Linked DNA regions of Mus musculus: region 1 is linked to region 2. The links are chromatin contacts, found by Hi-C or POLR2A ChIA-PET in ENCODE. All regions are on one chromosome and are shown on one strand. Each heading gives the region's core, a stretch centred on a gene start or an enhancer-like site at or near the end of the contact. The rest is flanking DNA. Distances are from core to core; before and after follow the strand shown. Region 1 overlaps Htra1 (HtrA serine peptidase 1). Region 2 holds the start of Btbd16 (BTB (POZ) domain containing 16).

The links. Hi-C counts contacts between places; a loop is a spot of excess contacts on that map. ChIA-PET counts read pairs that join two places held with the same protein, here RNA polymerase II (POLR2A).
Region 1: a loop to region 2 is called in a map of Patski, with 2.5 times the contacts of the local background. The contact joins the enhancer-like site here to the promoter of Btbd16 in region 2. A Hi-C loop is called at or near these places in 1 of 37 maps with a recorded cell type or tissue (Patski). POLR2A ChIA-PET finds 5 or more read pairs at or near these places in 1 of 5 experiments (embryonic stem cell).

The regions. Positions count from the first base shown.
Region 1 is chr7:130,979,833-130,985,512 of GRCm38, forward strand. It overlaps Htra1 (HtrA serine peptidase 1), which reads left to right. Exons shown (of 9, transcript NM_019564.3): 5 at 120-152; 6 at 1,825-1,939; 7 at 2,405-2,462; 8 at 3,828-3,923; 9 at 5,131-5,680. The coding sequence ends at 5,299. Among named protein-coding and RNA genes, the nearest start is that of Htra1, 46 kb to the left of the region's middle. Within about 2 kb of position 2,764, at least 1 of the 3 ENCODE cell types and tissues checked has a DNase peak (open chromatin) inside an H3K27ac peak, as active enhancers do.
Region 2 is chr7:130,771,617-130,777,541 of GRCm38, forward strand. Btbd16 (BTB (POZ) domain containing 16) reads left to right here and starts at 2,453. Exons shown (of 16, transcript NM_001081038.2): 1 at 2,453-2,754; 2 at 5,471-5,577. The coding sequence starts at 5,512.

The sequences.
Region 1 (5,680 bases), core at 1,514-4,013, 210 kb after region 2:
ACAAAGCCTGGGGAAGGCCCCTGCCAGCTGCTTCTACAATGCTTTGAAATCTGGGCAGAGACGATGATTGGGCGGTGGTGTGATACAGAGCCAACCTTTCCCTTTCTGTTCCGTTTCAGTATGGAAATTCCGGAGGCCCGTTAGTAAACCTGGTAAGGCTTTCCAGTATCTGTGCTGGGTTTGTTTCGTCTGTGGGCATGTCTTTGCTTTCTCTTTGCATGTGAGCTTGTCAGAACAAGCAGTCAGCTTTATAGTCAGCTATGTGAATGCCCTGTTCCTTTGCACCTTACCCCACCAGCCCTTTCTGGAAGCAGTAAGGTTAGAGGACTCTTCTTGTGTTTCAAGCCACAGGTGGATGCCATGGAGTTCAAGCCCAGTCTAGGCAGAAAGGGGACTGAAAGTCCCCACAGTACTGCCAGCTGCAGAAAGGTACCTTCAGCCTTGAGGGTTGCTGAGCGGAGATGAGCTGGCCTGGCTCGGATCCATGCCAGAACTCTCCCTGAATGCCTGTGGGTATGACGGGGAACCACCTGTTTGCTCACAGATGTCTCACTTAACCTAGACTTCAGCACTTCAGTATAAGGTTGAAGGCTTCAGGTCACAGAATGCCAGCGCTTGGGGGTTGTTTGAGAGAGTATCAAGTAGAGGCCACCCAATGGTACCGTCCTGCTGGATCCCTTGGTGTCAGGAATGGACATGTACAAAGCACACCAGGAACAATGTATACTGAAAGTTCTCAGAGTCCTTTTGTCAGCACAGCATCAGGTCACCAGAAACTTCTTAGGGAAGGGACACAGCTTTACTTGTCCCTGCCATACCTTGGGGAAGCTGTTAGGAGTGAGGCCTGTGGCTCAAGCCAGCATCTAGAGTCATTGGAAACAGGAGAGGAAGGAAGGATGGATAGTTACCTTAGCAACTCAGACATCCCTTCCCATGAAAAGAGAAAATATTGTGGAGTTTGAAATCATCCATCTATGCAATAAGGCAACCATTTAGCTTCTACCTGGAGCTTCTTGTTCCCTTCAAAGCTGAATGTGGGTGGCACTACCCAGGTGCCCTAATGTCTCTCCTCGTTATTTCTAGTCCTTCTCCTTCCAGCCCTTCTGATTCTCAGACACAGCTCAAATACTTCCCTCGCTCATATGTCTGTGTATATGAGCATTTGCATGTTTGTGGCCCCAAGTGTGTGTGTGTTCATTGGAGGGAGAGGGTGTTGCTGTGCACATGTGTGTATTTGTGCCTGTGGAGGCCCGGGGTTGATGGAGGACCATCTTCATTCGCCTTTCCCCTTAGTCAGTGAGGCAGGGTCTCTCAGTTGAATCCAGAGCTAGGTGCTACTACAGCTGGCTGCTCCAGCCAGCTTTCTCTCGGGGATCTCGCCTCTACCTCTGAGGCTGGAATTACTGCCAGGTCACCACACACACACACACACACACACACACACACACACACACACACACACACACGTGCTTTTATTTGCACGGCAGACACTTTAACCACGTTGCCGTCTTCCCGGCCCACGCTTCTTTTTTATTACTATTTTAATTGTACGCATTTGTGGGTAGAGCCTGGGATGACCAGTCAAGATAGCATCTTTCTCTCAACCTGTTTTTGAAACTCGGCTTCAAACTGTAGCTCAGGCTTGCCAGGATCTCACGGTGATCCTATCTCAGCTACTCCAGAATGCAGGTGCCCTAACGCCTCTCACCACACCTGGCAACACATTTCCAAGTCACCCGTCCTATAGATTTTTCTGCCCTCTTCCAGCCTGTGCCAGCCTCTGACCCTCCTGGAGTTAGTGAGCTGTGTCCCTTGCTTTTTCAGGATGGCGAGGTGATTGGGATTAACACCTTGAAGGTGACGGCGGGCATCTCCTTCGCAATTCCATCCGATAAGATAAAAAAGTTCTTGACAGAGTCCCACGATCGACAGGCCAAAGGTAACTAGAGCAGGGCATTCCGGAGACCTTGGCAGGTTTACACCAGAGGCATAGCTGCCCTTAAGGAATTGGGAGAAGGGAAGATGACAGTTGTGAAGATCAGGCCTTTCAAGCTGAGAATAAATGTTTCCAGGGTGGCGGTGGTGGCGGCGGTGGTGGTTGTGGTGGTGGTGGTTGAACAAAGGGATTCTCATTCCGGACACCCATAGAACACACACAGGGTCATGCCACAGGTTTTGAGTATTTTTTAAAGTGAGAGACATTCCTCACTGTAGATCTGGAACCCAGGCCAGGACTGAACTACAGTTTTTGGGTGCCTTCCCCCCTTCCCCCCTCCCTCCCCGTGGCTCATGCTATAAGGTGGAGCTTTAGAGCTCTGGCTCCTGTCTCCCCACACTCCGGAGGACTGTGCTGACTTACTTTTTTTTTTCCCCCTCTTTCTTGGTCCCTTTGTTGTCACACCAGGGAAAGCTGTCACCAAGAAGAAGTATATTGGGATCCGAATGATGTCGCTCACATCTAGGTGGGTAAACAGGACACATAACTTTGTAAAGACAAATGACCTGTATGTATGTACACTTGGGCTTCACAAGGCTTTGTGGGCATTCTTGAAGAGAAACTATTTCTTTCCTTCAGTCATCACACTGGGGAAGGGGAGGTGTGTGGCCTTGGGCCTCTTTGTGTTGGCAGGTCTGATTCCACCCCTCCCAAGACTCCGCCCTCCTCCCTGAAGGCAGGCCTGAGCATCAGAAGGCTCACTAGCAGGCACACTTTTGTGCCTGCCTCTCTCCACTTATTCTGTTGAAACTCACATTCCAGGAATGCCTCACTGCCCGCCCCAGTGCCCGCCCCAGCCTGGAGCACCGGACTCCCCTGCACACTGGTGTGAGGGTGTGGCTGCAAGAAAGCAGGGGTGGGTCCTGCCTTAGGGTACTGATGACTGATGGACTTGTTTTCCTGAGTGCAGAAGTTGCTGCTTGGGATTGCCAGGCTCATGACATACGGAAGAGGTTCGGGGTGGATGGGGGTGGGGGTGAGGGTACCTTCATGAAGTACAGGAAACAGAATTGACTAGCAAGTCTGAATATCTGAGTCATTCGAGAGGAGGATGTGTTGATAGCGCTGTTTTATTCAATTGTCAAAATATTAAGACATTCCACACAGGTTATGAACAATGGTGCTTTTCTTAGTGTTGCCAAGGATGGGATGGCATGCTGAGATGGAAGTCACACCTCTTGTCTTTGGAAGCTAGGCTATGGAGTCACCTTCCTGGGTCGTTCCCTTAAGCTCTTGTACATCTCAGCTTACTGGGTGCTCAGCACCGTCCCCTTCAGGATGAGGTTAGCAGTGTAGGTGTGCCCACTGTATAGCCATGTACAGCTCAGCTGTGGTGGTGACAACCAACCACAGCAGCAGTCCTGTGCTGTTGCTTAAAGTAGTTCCTTACTATTATTTGGAGTCCTGTTGATGCTGGTAGGCAGGCCATTTTAAAGCAGAGTCAGGGGCTAGGGAGCTGGTTCAGTGGGAAAAGTGCTTACTGTGCTAGTATGAGGATCTAAGTTCAAATCCCCAGGACCCGTGTAAAGCCAGGCAAAGAAGTAGGCGTCTATATTCCTAGTGCTTTCTCTGTGGAGACGGGAGGTAAACAGGAGATTCCCTGTCACAGGCCAGCTAGCCTAGTGTATGCAGCAGCAAACGAGACCCTGTCTCAAACAAGGTGCAAGGCAGGGACTGGAGGTGGTCCTCAGACCTCCATATAAATGTTGTGCTGTGCCAAAGCCTCTAGATGTGTCATGGTCAAGTAGGATCAGAAGACTTCAAGCTGAGTGCTGGCCTGAGAAGATTGTGGGAAGCTAATATTAACACAAGCACGTTTTCTCCCAAGCAGCAAAGCCAAAGAGCTGAAGGACCGTCACCGAGACTTCCCGGATGTGCTCTCTGGGGCATATATCATTGAAGTCATTCCTGACACCCCGGCAGAAGCGTGAGTGTGGAGTTCTCCCTCTTTTTCCTGATAACTGCGTGGTTTGTGGGTCAGGGGGCAGTGTCCTCTTTGTGCTGGCTCAGATGACCATGTGGGCCCTCACTTCCTATCAGCCAGGGCTCCTGACTGCCTTGGGCTCAGGGCTTGTCCACAGAAATATGCTTCTTCCCTTGGGTCGTCTCAGGGGTCATCCATATAGGAGGAGCACTCACTAATGGGCTCGCTGGGAATCCTTAGGAAGCCTGGCTGTAGAGAGAGCTTGATAGCGCAGATTGTCCCTTCACAGAGCCTTCTGTAGCTGTATTTGTGACTAGTGAAGTCGGAGATGCCAACACCTATAGGGAAACTGACCCCAATGACATCAAAACAGTAGAAGCAGCTGAGTTGGAACTTCGGCTTGTTTCCTGGACCCCCTGACATCTAGAGAGAAATAATGTGCTAAAGACCTGCACGTGACGCCCTACGGTCAGACCCGGCCTGATGCCTCTTTGTGAGCTGAGAAAAAAATCAGTTCTTGCATTATTTTTATGGTTGGGGAAAAACATCCAAATGACACTATTTTGTGATACTGTAAATTCTCTGAAGTGCAAATACGCACACATGTTTTATTAGACCACAGCTGTGTCCCCTGACAAGATGACATCTTGTCTGGAGCAATTTTTATGCTGCTGCAGCAGAATTGAATAGCTAAGACACGGAGACCAAATACTCTGCGAAGCTTAAGCTGTTTCCCATCTGGCCCTTTGTGGAAAAAGTCTGTAGACTTGTATTAGAACAAGTCGGACCTTGGTAGCATAGTGATCCTGTCACGTACGAACTAAGGTTCCAGCCACAGCACAGAGGAGTCATCTCTGAATAGAGGCATCCAACATTCCTGGAGGAATCGCTTTCTAAATTACAGTTCCATTCATGAGGAAATTGGCTGTGGTCATAGGATCTGGTGTTTCCTTGTCCCCTCTGAGGACAGTTGATCATAGTTCACACAGATTTCATAGGCATTTCTACAAGGGACATTATTGATTTGGTCTTAAAAAATAATCTCGACAGGAAATGCCATCTTCTCTGCTTGAAGTCATTTCCGTCCGAGGTCTTACCACCATTTCCTATAGCCCCCATTTGTTCTGGACCTTTGGGTTCTAAGCTGTGCCTTTCTCCATGACTGCGAGGAATGGAAAGGGTTAACAGTGTGTTTCCCTTTGCGTTTCAGCGGAGGGCTCAAGGAAAATGACGTCATCATCAGCATCAACGGACAGTCTGTGGTCACTGCCAATGACGTCAGCGATGTCATCAAAAAGGAGAACACCCTGAACATGGTTGTCCGCAGGGGCAATGAAGACATTGTGATTACCGTGATTCCTGAAGAAATCGACCCCTAGGCAGAGGCAGGAGCCAGACTTCATGTTTCCCTCAAAGACTCCAGGGGATGGCGCATGAGAACTGAGCTGGTGACGCAGGACACCCGGGACCTTTGTCCAACATTTTGCTTGTTCAGGGAACACCCCTGCCGACAGAATCCTTCTTGATAGTTTGCGGGCAAAACAAATGTAATGTTGCAGGTGCACAGGCAGAAGTCCTGCCTTCTGTATGCTATGTATGCAGCGTGCTTTTCCTTACAAGCTTGGGCTGTTCCTGCTTACACAGTCAACATTTGTCCCTTCCCTTAGCCTAAGTTGTCTGACTAATGCAGTTGACGGATGCGTAGGCAAGAGGAAGGTCCTCGCAGCCATGGTCTTGGGCGTGTTTACACTTTTCCTCCG
Region 2 (5,925 bases), core at 1,203-3,702:
TTCAGATTTATGTCAACTTGACAAGCTAAAGTCACCTGAAAGGAGGGAATCTCAATTGAGAAAATGCCTCAATGAAATCAGGCTGTAAGCAAACCTGTAGGCCCATTGTGGGTGGTACCAGCCCTGGGCTGGTAGTCCTGTAAGAAAGCAGGCTGAGCAAGCCGTGCCAGCAAGCTTCGATGGCTTCTGTATCAGCTCCTGCCTCCAGCCCCTGCCCTGTTTGAGATCCTGCCCTGACTTCTTCAGCGATGGACCATGATGTGGAAGTGTAAGCAAGATGAACTCTGTCCTCCTCGCCTTGCTTTGCTCCTGGTGTCTCGCTGCAATAATAGAAACCCTAACTGGGACAGAAACGGTACATACCTGCTCCCCTGGCCCTTGGTGCATAAATACACCATATGGGACCTGTGGGACTGCTCTCTGCCATTCAGCTGCCTTTGCCTGGCTTCAGACTTGTTCTGGGCTTGGCCACCTCTCTTCTGGTGTTGCCTGCTGGGGATGCTCTGCTGTGAGTGAGAGGTTGTGGGGGACAGCCGTGTTGGCTCCTCCAGTATCTGCCTTACTGAGGGACGGAGCCGTGTGTGTTTCCAGTCCCTTGGCTTCTCCTTTGGAACTCTGAGGGGCTGTGTCAACACAGAGGTATGAGACTGAGGTAGTCCTTCCCCACAGGGGAAGGGATGGGCAAATATGGCCATGGCCTTCTTTTTCTGTGCTTTAGAGTCCTCCTGTCTCAGCCTGTCTTCTGATATTACAGGCTGTTCCACACCAGATATCTGTGCTCTTCTGAGGCATAGTGGGCTACCGTATGATTCTTTTACTTGTTTGCTTGTTCGTTTTAATAGACTGGCCTCAAACTTCCTCTATAACCATGGGTGACCTTGAACTCCTGCCTCAACTTCCCAGTGTTGGGAGTGTAGGTCTGCAGCCCACAACCCGTTCCAAGAAGATTATTTTTCATTTCTTGTGAGATAATTCATCTATCTTTTTTTATGGCCTGGTTGGAGGTTCATTTACTGTTTTGACTGGGCTACACTTCCCTCTCCACAGTCTAGTTGTGTGTGTGTGTGTGTGTGTGTGTGTGTGTGTGTGTGTGTGTGTGTGTTCACTCACATGAACAGCCACCTCTCTGTCTTCATAAGCTGGCTCTATATGGGGAAGTCCTTTGCCAACCACACTCAGTACTCACTGTGGCCTCACAGCACATTTCTGGAAATGTATCTTTGCCTGAGCATGCACACACGGCCTCGCCATCAGAGGAGCTGCTCTGTTCCCTGTAGGAACTTGCTCACCTTCTCCCTCTGGGAGACTAAGCAGGTGCTGTCAGAAGCCAGTCCCTCAGGATCCAGAACACACCAGGTGGGGCAGAAAGCAGCCCCCTGAACATTGGCCTAAGGCTGGCATGGTGGCTCTGCCTCCCACCCTTCTGTTTCCCTCCCATAGGGGTGGGTGGACAACATCGCCAGCAAGTGGATGCCACCAGGTAGAACTTGCAGGGAAAGCAGCTAGACTTCCTGTGACATTGCTTGTGGCCAAGGCCACATGAAGTCCATGCTAACTCCAGCGATTCAAGAAAGTTTCCATTTCTGTGCATTTGACTTTGGCTTACAGCTCAGCTCTGGAGCGATCCATGGCGCAATCTAGCGGGGAGCTGAAGGCTTCTAAACCAAAGGCTTCAGAAAGGGATCAATACAATCAAGGTCAAATGTTGGGCTCAGGGGTGGTAAGGACTGTGGCTCCCTGGGACACTTTCCCAGTGTGGCCAATAGGAGGCGCTCAGGGGTTGTCTTTTAGCCAGTAGCCCCAGTAGTACCAGAAATAGTATCCAGAGGGCAGGTATGATATCAGGAGGGTCAGGTTCTTGTATTTCAAACACCTTAATTCAAATCCTGTGTTAAGCCTCTATTGGAGAGAAAGTTTACATAGGGGAAGTCTGAGGTAAAGGGAAGGGCAGAAGTAACAGGGCAGACCTGTACTTCAGAGCTTTCGCTGAGGCACCTCCTTCCACACACACTATCACGCCATCATCGTGGCACTGGGCTAGGAGGGAAGCGACAGACCAGACTCCAGGTTGGAGAGCAGACAGTGTGTATCTGGTGGTATGGGAAGTGCGGCAAAGGCTCTCCAAGTGTGTGTGTGTAGCTCGCTCCCCTGCAAAGGAACATAGCCCAGTTGCAGGTTTGCACTTTGAGACCCTAATGTCTGTCAGAGGGCTGGCTACACTACCCACCACTTTCTCCCACATCAAGAGACACAGTTATCAATAAGACACATTATCAATAAGGCACAGGAATGGGGGAGGGGATACACACACACAAAAAATATTAATGTAGAATTAATTAAGGCTAATTTTGGACATGGAATTCAAATTACTTTTGTTGCGAAAATATTTTGGCAGCCAGGCATGGTTATGCTAGTGACAAACTGTTTTCTGATAGCCCTGTCACCCCTCAGCAGAAAGCCTGAAGCCTCAAGCTGAGATAACACCAGAACCCGGAACAGGAAGTCCTTAGAATCTGACTGCTGTTGCCATGGTACCCACAACTACCCCCAGGAAGCCAAAGGCAGGCTCCCCCAGCAAAGCATCGCCGTAGGAGAAGGGGTGAGCCCCAGGTGTCATGAGAGCGTTCAAGATTCAGGCTCAGAAGGTGCCCAGCCTCCAACTCTCCCTTGGTTCCGAGACCAGTGCAACCAGCACCCCTCTGCTTCACTCTCAACCTCTGTGACCGTCCCCGTGGGCAGCAGGACTGCAGAACTGTAAGTGGGACTGGTACCTCATCCACAGCCGAGACCAAGGGGTCACCCAGTGATGGGAGCTGTTTGCACATAGCTCCACCAGGGCAAGGAGGCATTTCAGAGGTTCCTGGCTGGGAGCTGAAGGAGGGTCACAGACAGCTTCCTCACCAGAGGACCAAGGGAGCAACAACTAAAGCCCACAGAGGGCACAGCTCCCAGTGAGACAAAAATAAAAATACATTTCAGTGCTACTAAGATACTCCTGGGGTTCAAGGTCAGCCAGGAAGACTCTTGTGTAAAAGAAACAGGAGCTAGAGCCAGGCATGGTGGCGTAGGCCTTTAATCCCAGCACTCGGGAGGCAGAGGCAGGTGGATTTCTGAGTTCGAGGCCAGCCTGGTCTACAAAGTGAGTTCTTCTCTACATAGAGAAACCCTGTCTCAGAAAAAAAGGAAGAAAGGAAAGAAAGAAAGAAAGGAAAGAAAGAAAGAAAGAAAGGAAAGAAAGGAAAGAAAGAAAGAAAGGAAAGAAAGAAAGAAAGAAAGGAAAGAAAGGAAGGAAGGAAGGAAAGAAAGAAAGAAAGAAAGAAAGAAAGAAAGAAAGAAAGAAAGAAAGAAAGAAAGAAAGAAAGAAAGAAAGAAAGAAAGAAAGAAAGAAAAGAAAGAAAGAGGAGCTAGGCAGCCACCTCTGAACTGAAATGACCTTTTTTTCTATGGAGGGCCCTGGCAGGAACATTTCTTCATATGCTGACCAGCTCTGTATGAAGTCTGCCTGGAACCCACTCCTCTCTCCTTAGAAGCTTCTGGGCCACGATGAAGATGCAGAGCTCATATGTGGAAAGTTGGCCAAGGGTTTTAGCTGGAGAGGTGCAGGGTCCCTCTGACTTCTGTGTGAAAAACAGGTCAGAGAAGCAGCTATGATTCCAGCCATGAACAAAAGTATGTGTGTGTGGAGGGGGCAGTGTGTGTGTGTGTGTGTGTGTGTGTGTGTGTGTGTGTGTGTGTGGTGTGTGCTATGTGCTGTGTGGTGTGGTGTGTGTGTGCTATGTGCTGTGTGTGTGTGTGTGAGATGTGCAGTGTGGTGTGTGGTATGTGTGTGTATGTGTGCTGTGTAGTGGTGTGTATGTGTTTTGTGTGCTGTGTAGTGTGGTCGTGTGTGTGTGTGTATGTGTGTGTTGTGTAGTGTGGTGTAGTGTGTATGTGTGTGTGTGTGTGTGTATGTATGTATTTAGTGTGGTGTATTATGTGTATGTGTGTGTGTTTGTGTATTTAGTGTGGTATGTAGTGTGTATGTGTGTGTGTGTTTGTGTATTTAGTGTGGTGTATAGTGTGTATGTGTGTGTCTGTGTGTCTGTGTATTTAGTGTGGTGTGTGTGTATGTATGTTTATGTATTTAGTGTGGTGTGATGTGTGTGTGTGGTATGTGCTGTGTAGTGTGGTATGTAGTGTGTGTGTTTGTGTATTTAGTGTGGTGTGATGTGTGTGTGTGGTGTGTGCTGTATAGTGTGGTATGTAGTGTGTGTTTGTGTATTTAGTGTGGTGTGGTGTGTAGTGTGTGTGTGTGTGTGTGTTTGTGTATTTAGTGTGGTGTGGTGTGTAGTGTGTGTGTGTGTGTTTGTGTATTTAGTGTGGTATGGTGTGTAGTGTGGTGTGTAGTGTATGTGTGTGTGTGTTTGTGTATTTAGTGTGGTGTGTAGTGTAGTATGGTGTGTAGTGTGTGTGTGTGTTTGTGTATTTAGTGTGGTGTGGTGTGTAGTGTGGTGTGTATTGTGTATGTGTGTGCATGTTTGTGTATTTAGTGTGGTGTGTAGTGTGGTGTGTGGTGTGTGTGTGTTTGTGTATTTAGTGTGGTGTGTAGTGTTTGTGTTTTTGTGTGTGTGTGTGTGTGTGTGTGTGTGTGTGTGTGTGTGTATAGTGTGATGTGGTGTGTAGTGTAGTGGGGGTGACTGTGCTTGAGCAAAACCTCCTGGAGATGGAGTGCAGGGAACTGATTCATCCTCATGACATCCTCTGACAGAAACAGCCCTTGGTGCTTGTACCTCAGTCCCTGTATTGGGTCCTGGTTTTCCTGGTGTCCTCACCCATCAGCATCTCTCAGTCAGTCCTACCGTCCTCTTCCTATTAACTGTTTTTGGCATACCATTAATCAGATTGGTTTCTGTCGCTTATAACCAAGTCATCCTAACTGCATTCAGATCCAGCAGGAAAATGGATGCCCCGCCAGCCCTCTCTCCTGGCCTTTAAGCCACAGTAATCATAATCCCACTGGACACTACATCCCTGTCCAGCCCTGGCTAACTGATAAAGCCACCCATACAGTCTCCTGATCCAAATAAAGAATACATGCTCACCCTACTTGAGGACATACATTGATCTTCATCCTCTCGATAATGTGAGAAGGCATATCTTCTTGCTCCTCTACCTAAGCTACTCTTCCAAAATCATGGCATAGATTGATCTATCTGTCTGTCCATCCATCCATCCATCCATCCATCCATCCATCCATCCATCCATCCATCCCAGGCTAGAGCTCTTGTGTAGTATGAGACACTACATCCAAGTACAGAACAAACAAATACTTAGCCATCCTCTGGCTTTGACACGTGACCCACATTTGAGGCTTTCTCATGATTCCTTTTATGGTAAACTACGAACTCTTTAGGTCAGCCTCCTCTACAGTATTCTGATGGGATGCTTTAGAGACATACGAAAGTGTCATCTTCAGCTCTTTGTCTTCCAGGTGCTCATCACTGTCCTGCTGTGTCATCTCCACTGTCATTCATGAAAATGTTGAATTCAGTAAGTGGATCCTTTCGCAAGAAGGCCGGTGACAGCAGGTCTAGAGAGGTAGTTATACATGCAAAAACCACAGTTCTCAACTCAAGCTGGGGAAGGGATGGTTTATTCTGGAGCCAAATATAAGTGATCGTGCCTCAGGAATGCACATTTAGGTTACTCTGAGTTCCATTCTCTAACATGGTAGAGAATGCCTCCGTAGCATTGTATACTAACAGATCACTATCGGATGTGTCGGTGGGAAATCTCTGCTACAGATGGGATGTTAACTGATGACATTTTGAGTTTTTAGGCTGTTAATATATTGGGAAATCGTTTCACCTGATAGTCACAAGGGTGTGTCAGACACAGAGGCAGGCAAGGAACGGCCTGTGAGAATACTGAAGCTAACCCAAGATA